4 separate regions of the Homo sapiens genome follow, and regions 1, 3 and 4 are each linked to region 2. Evidence: chromatin loops called from intact Hi-C (ENCODE). Cell type or tissue: B cell. All regions are shown on one strand.

What was found. A loop is a pair of places that touch in the nucleus more often than their neighbours do. Peaks named below come from ENCODE experiments on the same cell type or tissue, not always from the same donor. Only the 100,000 strongest peaks of a DNase experiment are listed, where the experiment ranks them.
Region 1: a loop joins it to region 2, with 15 times the contacts of the local background. A loop is called at or near these places in 65 of 110 quality-filtered maps.
Region 3: it touches region 2 in a loop (2.0-fold over the local background); 5 of 110 quality-filtered maps call a loop at or near these places.
Region 4: it touches region 2 in a loop (2.5-fold over the local background); 14 of 110 quality-filtered maps call a loop at or near these places.

The regions. Positions count from the first base shown.
Region 1 is chr5:180,781,857-180,786,856 of GRCh38, reverse strand. It overlaps MGAT1 (alpha-1,3-mannosyl-glycoprotein 2-beta-N-acetylglucosaminyltransferase), which reads left to right. Exons shown (of 2, transcript NM_002406.4): 2 at 1-2,077. Among named protein-coding and RNA genes, the nearest start is that of MGAT1, 18 kb to the left of the region's middle. RefSeq lists enhancers at 1-910, 911-1,822. In B cell, a CTCF peak has its summit at 2,163 (motif pointing left); a DNase peak (open chromatin) is centred at 2,166; H3K27ac peaks cover 55 bases.
Region 2 is chr5:181,157,043-181,162,042 of GRCh38, reverse strand. OR2V2 (olfactory receptor family 2 subfamily V member 2) reads right to left here. Exons shown (of 2, transcript NM_206880.2): 2 at 2,758-5,000. Among named protein-coding and RNA genes, the nearest start is that of TRV-AAC1-2, 4.6 kb to the left of the region's middle. RefSeq lists a silencer at 74-416 and enhancers at 277-446, 617-906, 1,481-1,660, 1,081-1,836, 1,837-2,593. In B cell, CTCF peaks have their summits at 2,376 and 2,575 (motif pointing left); DNase peaks (open chromatin) are centred at 727, 1,432 and 2,562; H3K4me3 peaks cover 1,029 bases; H3K27ac peaks cover 1,190 bases; H3K27me3 peaks cover 1,352 bases.
Region 3 is chr5:181,097,651-181,102,650 of GRCh38, reverse strand. TRL-AAG1-2 (tRNA-Leu (anticodon AAG) 1-2) reads right to left here and starts at 811; the gene lies at 730-811. TRV-CAC1-3 (tRNA-Val (anticodon CAC) 1-3) reads left to right here and starts at 326; the gene lies at 326-398. It also overlaps the pseudogene FOXO1B. In B cell, no CTCF peak of the experiment used is centred here; a DNase peak (open chromatin) is centred at 2,150; H3K27me3 peaks cover 1,898 bases.
Region 4 is chr5:181,215,149-181,220,148 of GRCh38, reverse strand. It overlaps TRV-AAC1-4 (tRNA-Val (anticodon AAC) 1-4), which reads left to right and starts at 1,807; the gene lies at 1,807-1,879. RefSeq lists a silencer at 1,856-1,945 and enhancers at 2,406-2,535, 3,612-3,681. In B cell, a CTCF peak has its summit at 2,145; DNase peaks (open chromatin) are centred at 1,788, 2,278, 2,558, 2,788 and 2 weaker places; H3K4me3 peaks cover 2,991 bases; H3K27ac peaks cover 2,235 bases.

The DNA of each region.
Region 1 (5,000 bases), 380 kb after region 2:
ACAGTGTGTCAGAATGGATTCAGTTGCAGAGCAGGAAGCCTGGATCCCAGCGCCGGACGGAAATGAGAGGTCGATGGTGCAGGCTGGTGTGGGGGTTCCTCCACCGTCAGGGCCCAGGCTCCTTCTCAGGTCTCAGTCTCACTCTTCTTAGCACGAGGTCAGGTCTCATTCCTTGGCTGCGGGAGCTCCAGCCAGCACACGTTTTAGGAAGAAGGAGGAAGGAAGAAGGTAAAGGGTGGATGGCAGCTGCCTCCTCCTCTCTTGGAAGCTCACAGAGCGCTGGGTCACAATTCCCTGGGTAGAACTGGATCACACAGGCACCCCTGTCAGCAAAAGAGGCTGGAAAAAGTATTTCTGAAGCTGAATCAAATTAAGATTCCTGTTACTAAGAAGGGAGTGATTGTATGGGCGACTACAGGGACCACGGCCATACACGGTGCCTGGAAGACCAAGCTTGTGACAGTGACGAGGATTTGGAGAGGGCAGGGTGATGGGGAGCTTTGGGGGGAGTGCATTAGGAACCCTGACCTGGAGAGGGGCAGAATGAAACCTGCGGGCCCCTAACCCTAGTGGGTTGTTTGAGAAACCTGTCCTACTGTGGCAGGGGGCTGAGTCTTCTCAGGGTCATGCATGAAAACTGAAATTCCTGAAGGCCACACACAGCCCCGGAAGTGCTGACTGACAAGGGCACATGCCAGTGATGCAGTTTTCTTTTTTGTCTTCACTTTTGTTGTTCCGCCGTCTTCAACACATGGCTCCCAGCTCACAGCAAATGCTGCCCTGGTTCAGCTACCAGGAAGCAGGAGAGGGGAAGGGAGGGCAAGCCTCATTCTTTATGGAACAAAAGCAGTGGGCAGACAGCCTTCCCTCACGTTCCACTCACTGGAATGTGGTCTGGCTGCCTTCCCTGCAGGAGGTGGGATGCACCCTCAGTGCAGCAGCCCTGCCCCAGCCAAAAACGTCTCAGCACAGCTGTAAGAAGAGGAAGATGGCTAGAGACAGGCAGCCTTCCCTGCAAGGGCAATGAGGCAAGCCTGCCAAAAGCCTCCTTTGGAAATACTGTTTGATTACTTTTCAGAGTTTCTATTTAGGAAAAGGGCAAAACCTTTCAGGATCAGGAGTAGGTGAGCGGCGATCAGGCCTCACTCTTCACCGAGGGCCTTCCCTGAGGAGGGGCCTGCAGGACGCTGGCAGCGGAATGGGGCTGTGTGGCTGCTAGATTAGGTCATGGCAGGGAGACAGCCTCTTCCTGGTTCTTGCTAGAACAGGCACACTTGGGGCCTTGAGCTCCAGGGAGTTCATGGAAGACATCTGACTACCCTGAGCCCCTTGCTGGAGGGTTCTGGGGAGTGGCCCACGGCCACCGTCACCCATGGCCACCGTCACCCACAGGGGCCGTGAGGACATCCCTGGCCAGCATCTAACACAACCACATGGGATGCCCTAAGCAACTACTGCCCAGCCGAGGGCTGCCTGAATTTCTGACTCACAAATGGTGGGCAATGTGAAACGGGTATTTTAAGCTGCTGAGTTCTGCGGGAGTTTGCTGAGCAACAGTAGAAACCAGAACTCTCGGATACTGTGTTCTGTCCTTGAAACGGTGGAAGATTTTATGTGACCAGAATGGAATGTTTGAACAAATATTTTGAGAATAGAATTTTAAAACATTTACTCATCAGCATCCAAGGGTGGGGAGCAGTGTCATCTAGGAGACTGGTTCTATTATTTACGTAGATGTTCTTGAATTAAAGGATGGGAATATTTTTTCCTTCCAAAACTTTTTTTCAATTTTATATTCTGTTTTTCAAGTTTTTATTATGAAAATATTCAAACTCACAGGGAAGTTGAAAGACTAATACAAAGAAGAACCATACTCTTTCCACTGACATGATCCAACGAGGAATATTTTGCCACACGGCAAATATATACCGTATAATTTTCTGTACCACTTGATAGAAAGGTAAAGAATGAATATTGTTTTTTAAATAACTTTTTTCGTATATAAGTAATATGTGCTTATCGTGTAACTACCTAAAAACATTGAAAAATAAAAGGAAAATAAAATTCATACATAACCGCCCTGCCCAGATTAACTATCTTTGGTTCTTGGCTTGCTGAGCAAGCTTCTGACCTGAACTTGGTCTTCATTGGGCACGGCTGCCCTCTACTGACAGCTGGGAGTCCTCGGCCTCCTTATGAATGAATCAAGCCAGTTGGTTCTGAAACTGCAGAACAGAGCCTGATGGCCTCATACCTGGGTTTTTAAAAATCAAAATCTGGCCGGGTGCGGTGGCTCTCGCCTGTAATCCCAGCACTTTGGGAGGCTGAGGTGGGTGGATCACGAGGTCAGGAGATCGAGACCATCCTGGCTAACACGGTGAAACCCCGTCTCTACTAAAAATACAAAAAATTAGCTGGTCGTGGTGAAGGGCGCCTGTAGTCCCAGCTACTCGGGGGGCTGAGGCAGGAGAATGGGTGAACCCGGGAGGCGGAGCTTGCAGTGAGCCGAGATCACACCGCTGCACTCCAGCCTGGGAGACAGTGCGAGACTCCTCTCAAAAAAAAAAAATCAAAATCTTGGGTGAGGCCTCACCTGAAATATCAAGTGTGACTTCCCTGTCCTTGTCATATTGCTCCCTTGAATTGGAGCCTGCCCTGATGCCCGCCTGGCTCCAGGCCAAGCCCTAGCAGTTCTCCACCCCAGTTAGACAGCATGCAGCTGTGGTTCCAACGCCCCTCCCTCAGCTGAACCGATGCCCCTGATTCTCCCTAAATTCTCCTTTGTCCTTCAGTTCATCTTTCTTGTCCTTTTGCTCCAATCACATAGTGTGAGGGAAGACTCTCCTGAAACCATGTTTTCCCTCCGCTCTCACACTGCAACAATCATCTACACAGAAGAAGACTTCTGTGACCAAACGTGTGGGGACCTCTCCCCACTCCCAAGCGGTGGACGTCAGCCAGGTGTCCTCCAATCAGTTCCAACCCTGTCTACCTGGAGATAGTGCCAGATCCCACAGGTTGAGGGCTCCATCCCCAAGACTCATCCTTGCCCCACCCCACCAATCGAATGTTGGGGCCTCCAGAACTTCTGACCAACTGGGTTCAAGTTGGGGTTCCCACAACCCCCTCTTTGAGTTTGATTAATCTGGGGGAGTTGCTCACAGAGAATCAGTTTACTAAGAAGGATATTTTAAAGGATATGGATAATTAGCCAGACGAAGAGGTACATAGGGTGAGGCCTGGAAGCACAGGAGCTTCTGTTGCCGTGGAGCTGGGGTGCCCCACCCTCCCGGCATGTGGACGAGTTCTTCACCCTCCTGTCGGCCTCCACGTGTTCGGCCCAGTCCCCTTGGTTTTTTATGGAAGCTTCATGACTTTAGCATTCCTTCCCCCAGGGTATAGGATGGGACCCTCTCATGGGAGGGCCTTGAGTCCTGCCTCAGGGCAGTGGAAGGTCAGAGTCCTGCCCCTGAGGCCTGACTCACCCAACACTGTAACAAAAGACTGTAACAAGGGCTGTGGGAATTATGAGCCAGGAACCCTGGGTTGAAAACCAATACATAAACCAATATACGTACACATATTGTGAAGAGAAAATACAACTTGGGACCTCAAAATCACTAAGCCGAAGGGACAGATCAAGCTGGGAACTGTGTCACACAAACCTGCCTTCCATTCACAAATAAAAAAGCTACATGCCTCCCTCACAATTTGCCCTTGTGGGCAAGATCTTTACCCTAAAAGTGTTCTGTTGAATTCCACCCTGACAATGTAAATTGATAGTCTATCTTCGCAGTGATGGGACAAAGGAAAGAACTCAGCCATTTCTTTGCTCACCTGAGACAAATGCATATGTGATTGCTTCCTCTGCCCTACTTTATCTTATGTGAAAGTGCAGATTCACCCCAGCTAGCTGACTATTCCTTTGCCTCCCTTACATGTGGACGGCTGATCAAAGGCTCAAAAGAAGGCAACCACTTGCCTTTTATCTACCCACACCTTTTAAAAATGTCTTCCTCTTTCTGCAATACCTGCCCTTTTTCCTTTAAATATTGAAGCCCTCAAAATCATCTTTGGAGAAAGGCACAGACTTGGGTCCTGGGTGCATGTCCTTAACATTGGCAAAATAAACTTCTAAATTGACTGAGCTCTGTCTCAGATACTGTTTGGTTTACATGGTAACCATGAAGGGATTCTGAGTGGAGCTACCCCTGACCTTTGGCAAATCTCCTACGGGTACTTGGTGCCAGCTTGAGCTACCTTTATTGCTCAAATCAGTTGGACAATTTGCTGAGCCCTGGGAGCTCCTGTCTCCAGAGAATCCCTGATCTTCCAAAATCTGGTTGAGGTTTAAGGATTATTCTGCTGTGAAACTCTTTTTCTGGAGTTTTATTCACTTTCAACAAGGAGGGAGAGTTTTCCTGCTTCCATGATAATGGGGTGCAGGCAACTCCTTTGTGGAATTTCAGCCCACTTCCAACAGGGAAAGCAAGTTTGAGTTTTTTCCTACTTCTAGGATAGTAGTGTAGCAGGACCAGCCGCAGACAAAACTCCTCAGACACCGAGTTAAAGAAGGAAGGGGTTTATTCAGCCAGGAGCATTGGCAAGACTCCTGTCTGAAGAGCTGAGCTCCCCTAGTGAGCAATTCTTGTCCCTTTTAAGGGCTCACAACTCTAAGGGGGTCCACGTGAGAGGGTCGTGATCGATTGTGCAACCAGCGGGTACACGACTGGGGGCTGCATGCACCGGTAATCAGATTGGAACAGAACAGGACAAGGGTTTTCACAGTGCTTTTCCATACAATGTCTGGAATCTACAGATAACATAATCGAGTAGGCCGGGGCTCGATCTTTAACTACCAGGCCCGGGGTGTGGCGCCGGGCTGTCTGCTTGTGGATTTCATTTCTGCCTTTTCATTTTTACTTCTTCTTTCTTTGGAGGCAGAAATTGGGCATGAGACAATATGAGGGGTGGTCTTCTCCCTCAGTAGAGCACAGTCT
Region 2 (5,000 bases):
CTACCTCTTTGACCCCCTAGAGCCTTGGGCCTGGGGCACAGCAGGAGCTCACAGCTGTCTGTCATGAGAGTCATTCCACCGCTGGCTCAGCTGCTCTGGGCTGGGGCAAAGCTGGCCACTGTCTCAGAAGGACCCACATGGTGTCCCAGAAGACAGGGAGGGCCTTGGGAAGACTGGGCCCTGCTTACTCGTCTCAGGACAGAGTCTGGGTAAGTTGGCCAGAAAAGCCATTGTCATCATTTGAGCTGCCCCAAAGATAAGAGCTCAAGGAGCAAAAGTGCAGATTGGTATAAACTGTCACAGTGTCCTGGAGGGGGCCTCTGAGGTCAGTTGGACAAATGCCCACAGTGTCTTCTGGGGAAACCAGGAGTTGAAGGCTGTGCTGCCTGTGGGCCTCCCCCTCTGCTGTAGTCTCTGGAGGGAGGAGTGGGTGAGGAGGTTCCTAATCTGGGTCCTATCTGGAACCTCTTTCCTCCTGACTCTAGGTCCTGAGTTTAAGACACCGGTTTTCCCCTCTCAGCAGGGGCCAACTGGACTCCTGCATTCATTTCCGCTCAGGATTGGTCTGCACAAGGCCCTTCTTTAGCCTTTAAACTTATCCATGCCTTTAGGCTCATTTATCTGTTCCCTGCTATGCACACACTCAGTCATCCCCACCCCCATGTCTGCTGTGTGAGCAGGGCTGTGCTTGCCAGGGCACCTGGGTCTGTGAGGCTGCGGGCGCCTCTAGATCATCAATCTCGGCCTCGTCTCCTTTTTCCCCACTGGAATCTCTCGGCTCATCCACATGGCTGCCCATCCCCAATGACGATGCTCGTCCTGGCCCCACCCCCAATGACGATGCTCGTCCTGGCCCCACCCCCAGTGACGATGCTCGTCCTGGCCCCACCCCCAACGACGATGCTCGTCCTGGCCCCACCCCCAACGACGATGCTCGTCCTGGCCCCACCCCCAACGACGATGCTCGTCCTGGCCCCACCCCCAACGACGATGCTCGTCCTGGCCCCACCCCCAACGACGATGCTCGTCCTGGCCCCACCCCCAACGACGATGCTCGTCCTGGCCCCACCCCCAACGACGATGCTCGTCCTGGCCCCACCCCCAACGACGATGCTCGTCCTGGCCCCACCCCCAACGACGATGCTCGTCCTGGCCCCACCCCCAACGACGATGCTCGTCCTGGCCCCACCCCCAGTGACGATGCTCGTCCTGGCCCCACCCCCAGTGACGATGCTCGTCCTGGCCCCACCCCCAGTGACGATGCTCGTCCTGGCCCCACCCCCAGTGACGATGCTCGTCCTGGCCCCACCCCCAGTGACGATGCTCGTCCTGGCCCCACCCCCAATGACGATGCACGACCTGGCCCCAGCCCTGGGGGTTTCTTGGGGACATCCTAGGTGTGATCTCACTGGGTCTGGGCTGCCTCTCCTCACTGCCTCCTAGGAAGCCCCACCGCCTGCTCACTCTTCAGTCATCAGGCTCTGGCTGCGTCGCCCACACTTTCGGAACCAGCCTCTCCCCTCACCGCCCGGGGCCCTTCCTTCGCCTCCTGAAACAGCCTCCCCGGCCCTGCACCTAGTGTGGGTTTGGGCAAAGCCCCTGCATCCTTCTGAGCTCAGGGCCTGCCACAGGCCAAAGCCTTGGCCACCCCCGACGCTGCCCCCTGCTCCCTGCATTTCTGTGCTGGAGGGGCTGTGAGCGTGCGCTACCATGGCCAGGGTGCTATTATTTCACTCTGCCATGTGTGGAGTGTGGGGTGTCACCCTCGGGTGTCAGCTCAGGACCACACAGGCCCTGGGACAGGGATGATGGGAGCACGGTTGCCAGCTCCAGGGAGGCCCAGACCTGCCTGCCTGGGTCACCCTCATGTACGTCCCAGTCTGTTAGTGACCACAGTGGGTCTTCGGGAGACAGGCAGACCTCCCACACCCCTGAAAGTTGGGCCTGGGGGATGGCTGTGGGTTAGAGAGGAGGGCCTCGCCCACAGGGACCTCGGGCCATGGGCACTTCCCCGCTGCAGCCTCTGCCCTGCAGCACCCCCTGGCTCTGGGTGTGGCTTTTGAGGTCCCCACAATCACACCCATCCTCTGCCTGCAGGTGTTCCCCACCACCCTCCCATGAGCCCCTTCCCTGCACCTCCCCCAGGCCGTCCTCAGCGGGGCCTCTGCTGATCTTCTCCGCAGTCAGTAGGAGCTCCCACGGGGTCCTCCTGGGCCGACCTGTGCTGCCGCCACGCACCTCACTCTCTTTACTGTTGCCAGCCCCCTGCAGTCCATACTGTTATTATCCCCATGTGACAGATGAGGACACCGAGGCACAGAGAGGCTGGCAGCCTTGCCAAGGGCAGCAGGAGGGAGGCTGGAATAGTCTGGACCCCACTCCGCTCTCTTTTTCACCTACACTAGATCTGTCTGTATGGCCACATCCCTGGCTATTTCAGCCCAATACGATGGCACAGGTCACTTAAATAAAAAAGAAAACAAACCAATAAACAAACATAAGCGCCTGCACCTGCCCCATGCTGTCTGTGCTTTCTCCTCTGGTTGGGATCGTGGCTCTCTGCTGCCCTCCTGTGGCCGTTGGTTTTCCTGGGTGGGGAAGGGTGCTGGCCTCATTCACAACAGCAGATACTCATTCCTCCAGGGTCAGGCTATGGGGCTCAACGTGATCAGGACAGATCTGAGCCCCGTGGTTATGGAGATGCCAGCTTAGCTTTCATACGTGACACAAACACATACACAGTCTTTCCAAATGGAGGTGTAGAGCAATTTTTAAATTTAAAATTCATGTTTTATTTTTAATTGTTCTAGAGATGGGGTTTCGCTATGTTGCCCAGGCTGGTCTCAAACTCCTGGGCTCAAGTGATCCTCCTGCCTTGGCTTCCCAAAGTGCTGGGATTACAGACATGAGAAACCCTGTCCAGCTGAAATGGAACATTTCTAATCTGTAGAGATAGGATCTCTCTGAGTTGCCCTGGCTGGGGTGCAGTGACACTGCAGCGTCAGACTCCCGGGCTCAAGTGATCCTCCCACCTTGGCCTCCCCATTATCAGCTGGGATTATAGGAATGAGCCACCATGCCTGGCTTCAAGCAATTTTTTATATTCACACACACACACAAAACATTGACCTAACTGATTGCAATGAAGATTTGTCACATCTATGCCCCAAAATCACCCAATAAAATGAACAGACAACTTGATGGGAAAGGATTTGGTAAGGTAGTTGGCAAAAAAAAAACTGGCCTTGAGCATTTTAAACTGTTAATTATAAAAAATGTCAGGCATACACAAAAGTGAAGCAAGTAACAAAAACTCCCATGTCCCCTGGCAAGATTCTTGCTTCTTTTACTCTCCTGTGCTTTCACATGTTTTCTTTTTATTTTTTGTTTATTTATTTATTTACTTATTTATTTTCGAGACAGGCTTCTGCTCTGTGGCCCAGGCTGGAGTGCAGTGGCATGATCATGGGTCATTGCAGCCTCAGCCTCCTAAGCTCAAGCAATCCTTCCGCCTCAGCCTCCCAAGGAACTCAGCCTCCCAAGTAACCACGCCCGGCTGATTTTTGTACTTTTTGTAGAGATGGGGTTTCACCATGTTGCCCAGGTTGGTCTCCAACTGCTGAGCTCAAGCAATCCTCCCACCTTGGCCTTGGCCTCCCAAAGTGCTTGGATTACAGATGTGAGCCACCGCACCTGCCCCCCCCCCACATGTATTTCCTCTCTATATTATTTTCTTACAAATCTCTAACAATTACACATCTCTAAGTTTGCAGTTGCTCACACTGAGACTAGTTATGCAACTCTTGTTTCATAAGGAGCATTGATTAGTGAACTGAAGTGTGTGCCTGGACATAAGAGGACCCTGTGGAACCTTTTTGTGACATGGAACTTACCACATTTCTGGGTGCTAGTGGCGTTCAGTAGATAATTTTCAATGGAATTCCCTGGTCCTTGTGCGGGAAATGAATTAAGGACATCAAGCCTATGCCAATGAAATGCAATTAAAATGAAATAGGAATTTCCCCATCATGGGACTAGATAAGGTAAAGGCTGGTGAAACTTTTGCTTGGGTGATTATGATCCAAAATTCTGCATCACGGAAGGGGGCTGGATTAAGTTTGCTCTAAATTTTCTTCCAGTCTAGGGGTTCAGTGGCTATAGATAAAGAGTTGTGGTTGAAACACTCAAGGTACTTACGGGTTGAAGGGTGCAAAATCCCAGAGAAATCTGAGTGGGCATGAGGTTAATCAGGGATGCTTCCTGGAAGAGAAGAATTTGGGGCAAATAGAAATGTGTACAAGGCAAAAAGATATGATGAAAATGAGGAGAATACACAGAAAGATATTTGATATTATAGAGCTTAAATTAATTTGGTAGGTTGGGCATTACCTAAGTGATATCAGCAAGTGGTCACAGAATACACTAAGATCCATCTACACAGTGGAAAATCTTGCAGCCCCGTGACTAAGGAAAGTTACTTCTATTTTCACCAGTCCTTGGAGACACCTTTTCAGGCAATTAAACCCCCAAGGGAAGGAGCCTCCTCCGAAGTTGTTTGCTCATCTCAGCTGCGCTGACAAACCAGTCTTTCCCATGGGGAGGTGAAGAAGAAAACTGGACGATGAGGCAGGGACTTACCGATTTGAGCCCTAGCTTCCTCTCCTGTAAAATGGGCATAATATTTTCACCACAGAATGTTTCCTGTGAGAATTAAGCTGAGTGGACAATCTAAAGTCAACCACGGTAGGCCCTGGGTGCCACTTCCCTCCACCTCTCCAAAGCCTGAAGCCCAGCAAACACCTCCCTGGGGTTTAGTCTAATCCTCAGGACCAGTTCTGGCCTCTTTTCTCTCCGCCTTCAATGGAGATATTTTTTTTCCATGAAAAGAGAATTTTACTGCAAATAGGACAGGTACAGAGCTTGGAAGGATGGATACAAGTCCTGCAAATAGTTCACACTGAAATTCTGAAAATAGGTTTTCAAATAGCAGATGAAATTCT
Region 3 (5,000 bases), 59 kb after region 2:
TGGTTTCTATGTGTGTATTCGAGAAAATCAGCCGACTAATTGGTTTCTATGTGTGTGTATTCGAGAAAATCAGCCAACTAATTGGTTTCTGTGTGTTTGTGTTCAAGTGAACGTCCACATTCACTCAGCTGTGCTGTGTCTCTGAGCTACTCTCTGACTCTGCAACCCTCCCCTTTTAAATGGTTGCACTGGACTCTGTATTCTTGTGCGCTCATACCCATTACCAAGCTCAAAGGGACCCACGGAAGAAGCTCAGAACTCTTATGAGAAATAAAATACCGCCGTGTGTCGTGACTAATTATGATGGCAGAAAAGCATCAAGCCGGTTTCCGTAGTGTAGTGGTTATCACGTTCGCCTCACACGCGAAAGGTCCCCGGTTCGAAACCGGGCGGAAACAGTTCCTTCTACTTTTCACTTAACTGCTTCAAATTTATTACACCGAAGACTAGCCTAGAACATCCCACCAATATCTCCACCCACTTAAGGAGAAAAGGCTATCAAGGGTATTTATACCGTTGCCTTTCCGCCGCAATCATTGGCATCTGGGAAGAACGGAACCCACCTCACTTGCTGTTGACACCAGCATGACGAACTCCCCACAAAGCCCGTCCAGTGGATGGATGCACAATGCCAAATGGAATTCCCGATGCCGGGAAAGCGTGGGGCCCAAGGCGACTTCCTCCTTTTGTAACCCATGAAGGGACAAAAATGGAGGAATCACAACAAGCTGGCAGCGGTGGGATTCGAACCCACGCCTCCGAAGAGACTGGAGCCTTAATCCAGCGCCTTAGACCGCTCGGCCACGCTACCCTCCTTCTGGGCTTCACCTACATCTTTTCCTTCCTTATAAAACATCCCCAGGGTCCCCGGGCCAACAAGGCGTCGAGGCGAATCCACAGGGCATCGCAGAACCACCGCCTTCCAGCAGGATTCGCTGGGCCAGAGGCCCCGGCTGGGAAACGGCTCCACCAGCGCCCCGGCAGAGAAGGTTCGCGAAGCGCAGGTCTCGGGATTTGCTTTGGGGGCCACTCAGAAAGTCACCCACATTGGCCCTCTTTGGGGAGGCGGCGTGAGAGGAGGGGAAGCCTTCTGCACTCTTTAAAGAAAGATAAAAATAAATAAACCAGGGCAGACCCGGTCCGCTCGGGGCCGCCTAGTCCTGCAGCCGCCGCGCCGCACTCCACAGGCAGCAGCGCACAGGGCGCGACTCCGGGGAGGCCGCGGCCCGCGGGGTCCGTCCGTCCTGCGGTCCCCAGCCCCGTCCCCTGGAGCTTGGCGCCCGCTCTGCCCGGATCCGCCCCGGCCCGGGGCTCCTGCCCGCCGTCCAGTCCGCGCAGGGACCCCGAGCAGCCTCGCCGTGCACGGCCCCGCCGGGCTCAGTTCTGGGCTCGCGCTTCCACCGCCCCCGCCTGGCTCCCAGTTTCTTTCTGTCTCCCGCGGAACCGACCTCCTTCCCCCGAATCTCCGCCAGCTCTTCTCCCCCTCCCCCTACGCCCCGTGCTTTGCTCTCCCGCTTCTCGCCTCGCCCGCGGCTGGGGGAAGGATAAGAGGGGAGGGGAGGGCAAGGGAGGGCAGGGGAGGGGTGGGGAGGGGAGGGCAGGGGAGGGGTGGGGAGGGGTGGCGAGGGGAGGGGAGGGCAGGGGAGGGGTGGCGAGGGGAGGGGAGGGCAGGGGAGGGGTGGGGAGGGGTGGGGAGGGGTGGGCAGGGGAGGGGTGGGGAGGGGTGGGGAGGGGAGGGCAGGGGAGGGGTGGGGAGGGGAGGGGAGGGCAGGGGAGGGGTGGGGAGGGGAGGGGAGGGGACGGGACCCCAAGGCCGAAGCGCCCCGGGGGGCGGAGGTGCACCCGGATTTCCAGTCGCGGGTCCCACGCGGCCACCTCCAGTCCCGCCCGTCAGCGCCGACTTCATGAGCAACCCGAGCCTGCTGCAGGACAGCGAGGACTTTTGCGGACGCCGGGACGCCGCGCCGCAGCACCCACCCGGGACCCCGCCTCCGCCGGGCAGCAGCGCAGGGGCAGCTCGTCCCGTCGCACCGCGTCGCGCAGCCTGTCCCACGCCGACCTCAGCACCAGGGCCGACGAGAGCTCGGCGGAGAAGCGGCTCGCGCTGTCGCAGATCTGCGAGTGGATGGTCAAGAGCGTGCCCTGCTCCCAGGGCGACAGCAACAGCTCGGCGGGCTGCAGGAATTCACTTCGTCATCTTCTGTCCCTACACAGCAAGCTGACTCGCGCGCAGAATGAAGGAACTGGAAAAAGTGCTCGGTGGACGCTGGATCCAGAGGGCGGCAAGGGTGGGAGATCTCTTAGGACAAGAGCTGCATCCATGGACAGCAGCAGCAAATGCGCTCGGAGCCTAAGTCAAGCTGCCACGAAAAAAGCATCCTGCAGTCTAGCCAGGGGGGTGCCGGGGACAGCCCTGGACCCCAGTTTTCCAGATGGCCTGCAAGCCCTGGCTCTCACAGCAATGATGACTTTAATAGCTGGAGTGCATTTCGCCCTGGAACTAGCTCAAATGCTAGTACTGTTACTGGGAGACTTTCACCCATTATAGTCAAAGGAGACTATCTTGGAGATGGGGACGCACATTCTGTGGGGTACCCGCCATCTGCGGCAAAGATGCCCCTACTCCACCCAGTCTGAGACAAGCAATCCTGAAACGTGGAAAGCTTTCTGAGTGATCTCAGTCTTATCTCCTCACCAACATCATTAACTGTGTCCACCCAGTCCTCACCTGGCACCATGATGCAGCAGACGCCAGCTACTCCTTTGTGCCACCAAACACCAGTCTGAATTCGCCCAGCCAAACTGCAAAAAACAGACGTAGGGCCAGTCCAACATGAGCCCTTTGCCCCAGATGCAAACACTCCAGGAGCACAAATCAAGTTACGGAGCTGTGAGTCCGTGTAACTGTGTAGCGGGACTCCTGGAGGAGATGCTGACTTCTGACTCTCCTCCCCATAATGACATTATGACACCAGCTGATCCTGGAGTAGCCCAATCCAACAGTCGGTTTCTGGGCCAGAATACCATGATGGGCCTTAATTCAGCCATGTCAACCTATGGCAGCCAGGCATCTGGATACAAAATGAGGCATCCCAGCTCCCATATCCACCCTGGGCATGCTCAGCAGACATATGCAGCTTACGGCCGTGCCCTGTCTCACACGGAAAACACCAAGCCCCACACCTCAGGTGTGAACCAACTGACCCCAGTGAAGACACCTTTGCAAGTGCCTCTGCCCCACCCCATGCAGATGAGTGCCCTGGGGGGCTACTCCTCGGTGAGCAGCTGCAGTGGTTATGGCAGAATGGACCTTCTCCACCAGGAGAGGCTTCCAAGTGACTTGGACGGCATGCTCACTGAGCCCTTGGACTGTGACATGGAATCCAAATCTTCATTTGGAATGACCTCATGGATGGAGACACGCTGGATTTTTCACCTTGGCAATGTTTTGCCCAGCCAAAGCTCCTCACACAGTGTCAAGACAAGGACACATAGCTGCGTGTCAGGCTGAGAACTGGTGAGCCCGCTACACTTAAAAGTACTTCATCGGCTGGGCACAGTGTCTCCCGCCTGTAATCCCAGCACTTTGGGAGGCTGAGGTGGGCGGATCACGAGGTCAGGAGATCGGGACCAACCTGACCAACGTGGTGAAACCCTGTCTCTACAAAAAATACAGAAATTGCCTGGGTGTGGTGGCACGTGCCTGTAATCGCGGGTACTCTGGAGGCTGAGGCAGAAGAATCGCTTGAACGTGGGAGGCGGAGATTGCAGTGAGCCCAGATGGCACCACTGCACTCCAGCCTGGAAACAAAGCAAGACTCCGTCTCAAAGAAAAAAAAAACAACTTCAGATTGTCTGACAACAGGAACTGAGAGTCCCCTCCCCTCGCCTGCCCTCCCCTCGCCTGCCCTCCCCTCCCCTCGCCTGCCCTCCCCTCCCCTCCCCACCCCTCCCCTCCCTACCCCTCCCCTGCCCTCCCCTCCCCACCCCTCCCCTCGCCTGCCCTCCCCTCCCCTCCCCACCCCTCCCCTGCCCTCCCCTCCCCTCCCCACCCCTCCCCTCGCCTGCCCTCCCCTCCCCTCCCCACCCCTCCCCTCGCCTGCCCTCCCCTCCCCTCCCCACCCCTCCCCTCCCTTGCCCTCACCTCCCCTCCCCACCCCTCCGCACCCCTCCTCACCCCTCCCCTCCCTACCTCTCCCCACCCCTCCCCTCCCCACCCCTCTGCTCCCCACCCTTCCCCTCCTCACCCCTCCCCTCCCTACCTCTCCCCACCCCTCCCCTCCCCACCCCTCTGCTCCCCACCCTTTCCCTCCCCGCCCCACCCCTCCCCACCCGTCCCCTCCCCTCCCCTCCCCTCCAGTCCCTTCCCCCAGCCGCGGGCGAGGCGAGAAGCGGGAGAGCAAAGCACGGGGCGTAGGGGGAGGGGGAGAAGAGCTGGCGGAGATTCGGGGGAAGGAGGTCGGTTCCGCGGGAGACAGAAAGAAACTGGGAGCCAGGCGGGGGCGGTGGAAGTGCGAGCCCAGAACTGAGCCCGGCGGGGCCGTGCACGGCGAGGCTGCTCGGGGTCCCTGCGCGGACTGGACGGCGGGCAGGAGCCCCGGGCCGGGGCGGATCCGGGCAGAGCGGGCGCCAAGCTCCAGGGGACGGGGCTGGGGACCGCAGGACGGACGGACCCCGCGGGCCGCGGCCTCCCCGGAGTCGCGCCCTGTGCGCTGCTGCCTGTGGAGTGCGGCGCGGCGGCTGCAGGACTAGGCGGCCCCGAGCGGACCGGGTCTGCCCTGGTTTATTTATTTTTATCTTTCTTTAAAGAGTGCAGAAGGCTTCCCCTCCTCTCACGCCGCCTCCCCAAAGAGGGCCAATGTGGGTGACTTTCTGAGTGGCCCCCAAAGCAAATCCCGAGACCTGCGCTTCGCGAACCTTCTCTGCCGGGGCGCTGGTGGAGCCGTTTCCCAGCCGGGGCCTCTGGCCCAGCGAATCCTGCTGGAAGGCGGTGGTTCTGC
Region 4 (5,000 bases), 58 kb before region 2:
GGGGGTTCCTTCAGGAGTGATGCAAACAGGGAGTATGAGGGGGAGTAAGACTGTCGGAGACAGGGGCTGGAAGGACACAGGCCTGGTCCATACAGGAGGCGGCCGGCGCCGGGTGAGGCGGCAGCCAGAGGGAGACGCAGGTGAAGGAGCGGGATGCAAGGCTTGCAGCGGCGATAGATTTGGGTAGTTCCACAACCTAGATCACAGGCTGAGGATGCGGGAGGGGAGGGAAGAAAAAAACAATGACTTAGGTCTCGAACGGTTGGGCGTTAGATGCTGTGAGATACCTGGAAAAACTGCCCAAGACACGCGTGGATCTGAAGCTTGGGAGAACAGTTCTTGCTGGAACCAGAGACGGAGCTAAGGTGTGGGTCCTGCTGCCAGCCGACGTGACGCTCCAGGGTCAGCCTTGGGCGCTCGGAGGCGGAGACGGGATGGGAGAAAAGCCTGCAGCGAAGCGCCCACCCAGGCCTAGGGTGCCGCACAGTGCAAAGGAGATTGGCAGCGTCCAGTTCAGCACATGGTCTCGTAAGAGAAGGCGTCCATGGATTGGGCCACCTGGAGGCCCGTGGTGACCTTGACCAGAGAATCAGACGCACACAAGAAGGGCTCCCGCCCTGCGCCGAAAGGAGCGGGCCTTCGGGGTCACAGAGGCAGCAAGGATCCCTGATCAGCAGGACTGCGCCTCGCTTCCAAGCAATCCAGGTATTCGGAAATTAGGCGTCGGCGGCGGAAAAACATTTCACAATATTAAGCAATCGCTACTACTTTTAAATTTACATATATGCAGATCTCCATATGACAGGCGTTAAGCGTATTCCAACTCTACATACGTACATACCTTGGATGCTAGGATTGGCGAGTTTTATTTTTATAAAAATACTTAAAATTTTTCATTGAACTTTTAAAATGTAAAAAAAATTTCAGATTTATCTTTAAAAACCGACTTAAAATTTTGATATTCATTAATTTATATTTTGCCGTTTAGTTTAATACTTATGCATAATTCATAGAAATAAATTTTTGAAAGGACATAAGAATAATTTCACTTTTTGATTTTTATGTTTACTTTAATTTACATTTTAACAAAATATATTTAAATATCGTGTGCTTTAAATGCATTTTGCATTTTTTGAATCCTCTCTGTCATTACTGTCCGTAGAGCACAAATCATGTGAAAATTGAAACCTCTGGCTGTCTTCCCTGGAAGAAAAGGAACCACTAGGGAAGCGTATCCAGTCTTAAGCCTTGGAAGGTACATTTGCCTTTCCTCCCGCGATGCTCGCTAGTTTTTTGTTTTGTTTTTATTTATTATTATTATTCGAGACGGAGTCTCGCTGTGTCGCCCAGGCTGGAGTGCAGTGGCGCGATCTCGGCTCACTGCAAGCTCCGCATGCCGGGTTCACGCCATTCTCCTGCCTCAGCCTCCCGAGTGGACTACAGGCGGCCGCCACCACGCCCGGATAATTTTTTTGTATTTTTAGTAGAGACGGGGGTTTCACCATTTTAGCCAGGATGGTCTCGATCTCCTGACCTCGTGATCCGCCAGCCTCGGCCTCCCAAAGTGCTGGGATTACAGGCGTGAACCACCGCGCCCGGCCTTGTTTTGCTTTTAATTGCTGGAAGTGACTGGGGTACCCTTAGAGGTCACGCTTTACAGTTTGACAAACGGCATTACGCAGGGCCACAAGGAGACTGGTGTTCTGGGGAAGAATGGATCTAAGGGCCATGACTCCATGGGTGAAGCCGACACCTGGATGTTGACTATAACACTTATAAAAGTCATAGAGTAACCTCTCCGCATCTGTTTCCGTAGTGTAGTGGTTATCACGTTCGCCTAACACGCGAAAGGTCCCCGGTTCGAAACCGGGCGGAAACAAGACTGTGTTTTCCTTCCAGTTCAAAAAGGTTTCTTAGTGTGGAGTCTATGTGTATAAACGTTCACAAGTTTTGCTACACTTAGACACCGGCCGGATTTTCCAATCCATTGCCAATTAACTTCAACCTGCGTATTCCATGTCTACGTCTGTAATATGAGGGTGAGAAGTAAGTGGTCTTACTGGTCATTATTAGGGTCTTCCTGCAAAGTCCCGGCGGATCAAATACAGTCAGCCGCCGGGGAATGCCACGGAATGACAGATGAACGATTAAAAAGTGCAAGAAGGCTCGGGTTGGAAATCCTTGGTGGAAGTTCACGCCGTGGAAGGTGTGCACCGGCGGGCCAATAGTGATGCCGGTAACTACAACGTGTACCACACATCAAGTAGTCTGCAGGTGTGGCCCTGGGCTTCCTGCAGAGGAACCTAACCATTCTGGGAGGTTGTTTACAGATGAGGCCACTGAGGCATGGACAGGTCACACAAGGCTGCGGAACACGTAGGACGGAGCAAAAGGACAGGGAACGGAAAAGAAACAGGGCACAGAGAAATTCAAGTGAAATACAGGCTGGTTCAGGAGGAGGACTGCGCCACTTCGGGCGGGCCTGCAGCACTGACACGGCTTTTGGGTTCGCAGTGGCGGTGGAGGGCGGTCAAGAGGACCATCAGCCTCTCCAAGGCGTGACCGTCGGCCTCCCTCTGCACCCATCCTCACTTGCAGCTCGTCGGCTTCGGGCCGTGGGACGCGGCGGGTGAGTTGGGAGCCCGATCCCCAGGGGCCTCTTCAGCAATCTCAGGGAAAATGCTGCAAAGGCTTCAGAGAAGAAGCCGGAGGGGTGGGCGGGATCCCTAGGACAGCGCTACTGGCAGGAGAGTAAGCCCGGGGAAACCCACGTGCCATGATGCGGCCCCGGCAGCGCAGGCTGCTTCCCCGCCTAGAAAACAGGCTTCCAGCTTTCTCACACCGCACCCGCACACTTACGCAGGGGCCAGCCGCCTCTTTCCCAGCACCTCTGCCCGACGTGAAAGTCGAATAAATGCAACATCTAAGTGGCAAAGCAAGGGTCGGGCGTGTCAGCGCGCTACTGTAGCCCCAGCGACTCGGAAACCGGGCTTAAGAGTTCGAGACCAGCCTAGGCAACATAGTGAGACTGTCCCCTCCGCCCCCGCCCCCGCCCCCCGCCCCATCTCTAGGAAAAAATATATATATTTTTTTAATTAGCCGAGCGTGGTGGTGCATACCTGCAGTTCCAGTTACTACCCTAGGTCGAGGCTGCAGCGAGCCATGATCGCGCCACTGCACTCCAGCCTGGGCACCGAGCCCGTTAAAAAAAAAAAAAGGAAAAGTGGCAAAAACCAAAATTCTCTTTAACGTTTCATACATTTTAAATGCAGACAAAGCGTAATCAAAGCAGAGTCCCGTGGTGGGAAACTTGTTGGGACAGCGTTAGCATAACGTTCACAGAAAATATCAATGTCATGCCTATTTCTTCAACACCGCTCTTTCACACTTAATTGTAATTTTATACCGTCCCAGAATTTACGCATCAGGAAGTCCGGTAGTCAGCCTGGAACTCACAGACCCCATGCAGGAGAGTTCTCCCAGAAAATTCTCCCCGGCCCAACTTCTCCTCACCCCTTCCCCGCCGACCCCCCCTCGCACTCCTCCTGTCGTGTTTAACTGACTGGTTTGAAGTGAGTCTGTACTTTGCTGACGGAGTGCCTTCTGCATCCCTCTAAGCTGACCTCCTTGGCCACTGGGACTCTGGGAGGCCAGGACCATCACTCAGTCCTTTGTCACTCTTCTCTAAGTATATTTTGCTCTGTGCCTCAGCTAACGTAAGACAGTTCGCATTGGTCTTCCTTGTGGAGACAGTGAAGCAAATTCAAAGCAACACAGTCAACGTCAGCCAGCTAGCTGGGCAGGGCAACAAGATGTACAGGAAACAGTCTCTTTGGAGTCCTATTTCGAATTACATTTTAGGAACGGGCCGGGCGCGGTGGCTCACGCCTGTAATTCCAGCACTTTGGGAGGCCGAGGTGGGTGGATCACCTGAGGTCAGGCGTTCGAGACCAGCCTGACCAACGTGGTGAACCCCATCTTACCAAAAATACAAAATTAGCTGGGCGCGGTGGCACACGCCTGTAATCCCAGCTACTTGGGAGGCTGGGGCACGAGAATAGCTTGAACCTCGGAGGCAGAGGTTGTAGCGAGCCGAGATGGCGCCATTGCACTCCAGCCTGGGCGACAAGAGCGAAACTCCGCTCCGTCTCAAATGTATATATATTTGTTTGTTTGTTGGAGACGGAGTTTCGGGAGGATCCTCCGGGAGGACCCTTTGAGACCACCGCCCCCTCCACATCTCTAAATATATATTATATATATTTATAAAATATATTATATATTTATATATTATATATATTTATAAAATATATTATATATTTATATATTATATATTTATTGCACAAATAATAAATCTATTACATAAATAACACATACATTATATATTTATTATATAAATAATGAATTTATTATATAAATAATGAATATATTCTATATTTATTATATAAATAATGAATATATTCTATATTTATTATATAAATAATGAATATATTCTATATTTATTATATAAATAATGAATATATTCTATATTTATTATATAAATAATGAATATATTCTATTTTATATAATATATTAAATTATATAGATAACAAATATATTTTATATTTATATTATATTATATATAATATTATAATATTTATATTATATTATATTATATAAATATTATAATATTTATATTATGTTATATTATATATACAATTTATATTATATTATATATAATATTATACTATTTATATTATATTATATATAGTATTATAATATTTATATTATATTATATATAATATTATAATATTTATATTATATTATATATAATATTATAATATTTATATTATATTATATATAATATTATAATATTTATATTATATTTATATATTATATAAATTATAATATATTATATATTTTTATTATATATTATATATGCTATATATTTTATATAAAAATACATATATATATTTTAGAAACATGGAGTGGATGGTGGCCTCAAAGGATCCTCCTAGAGG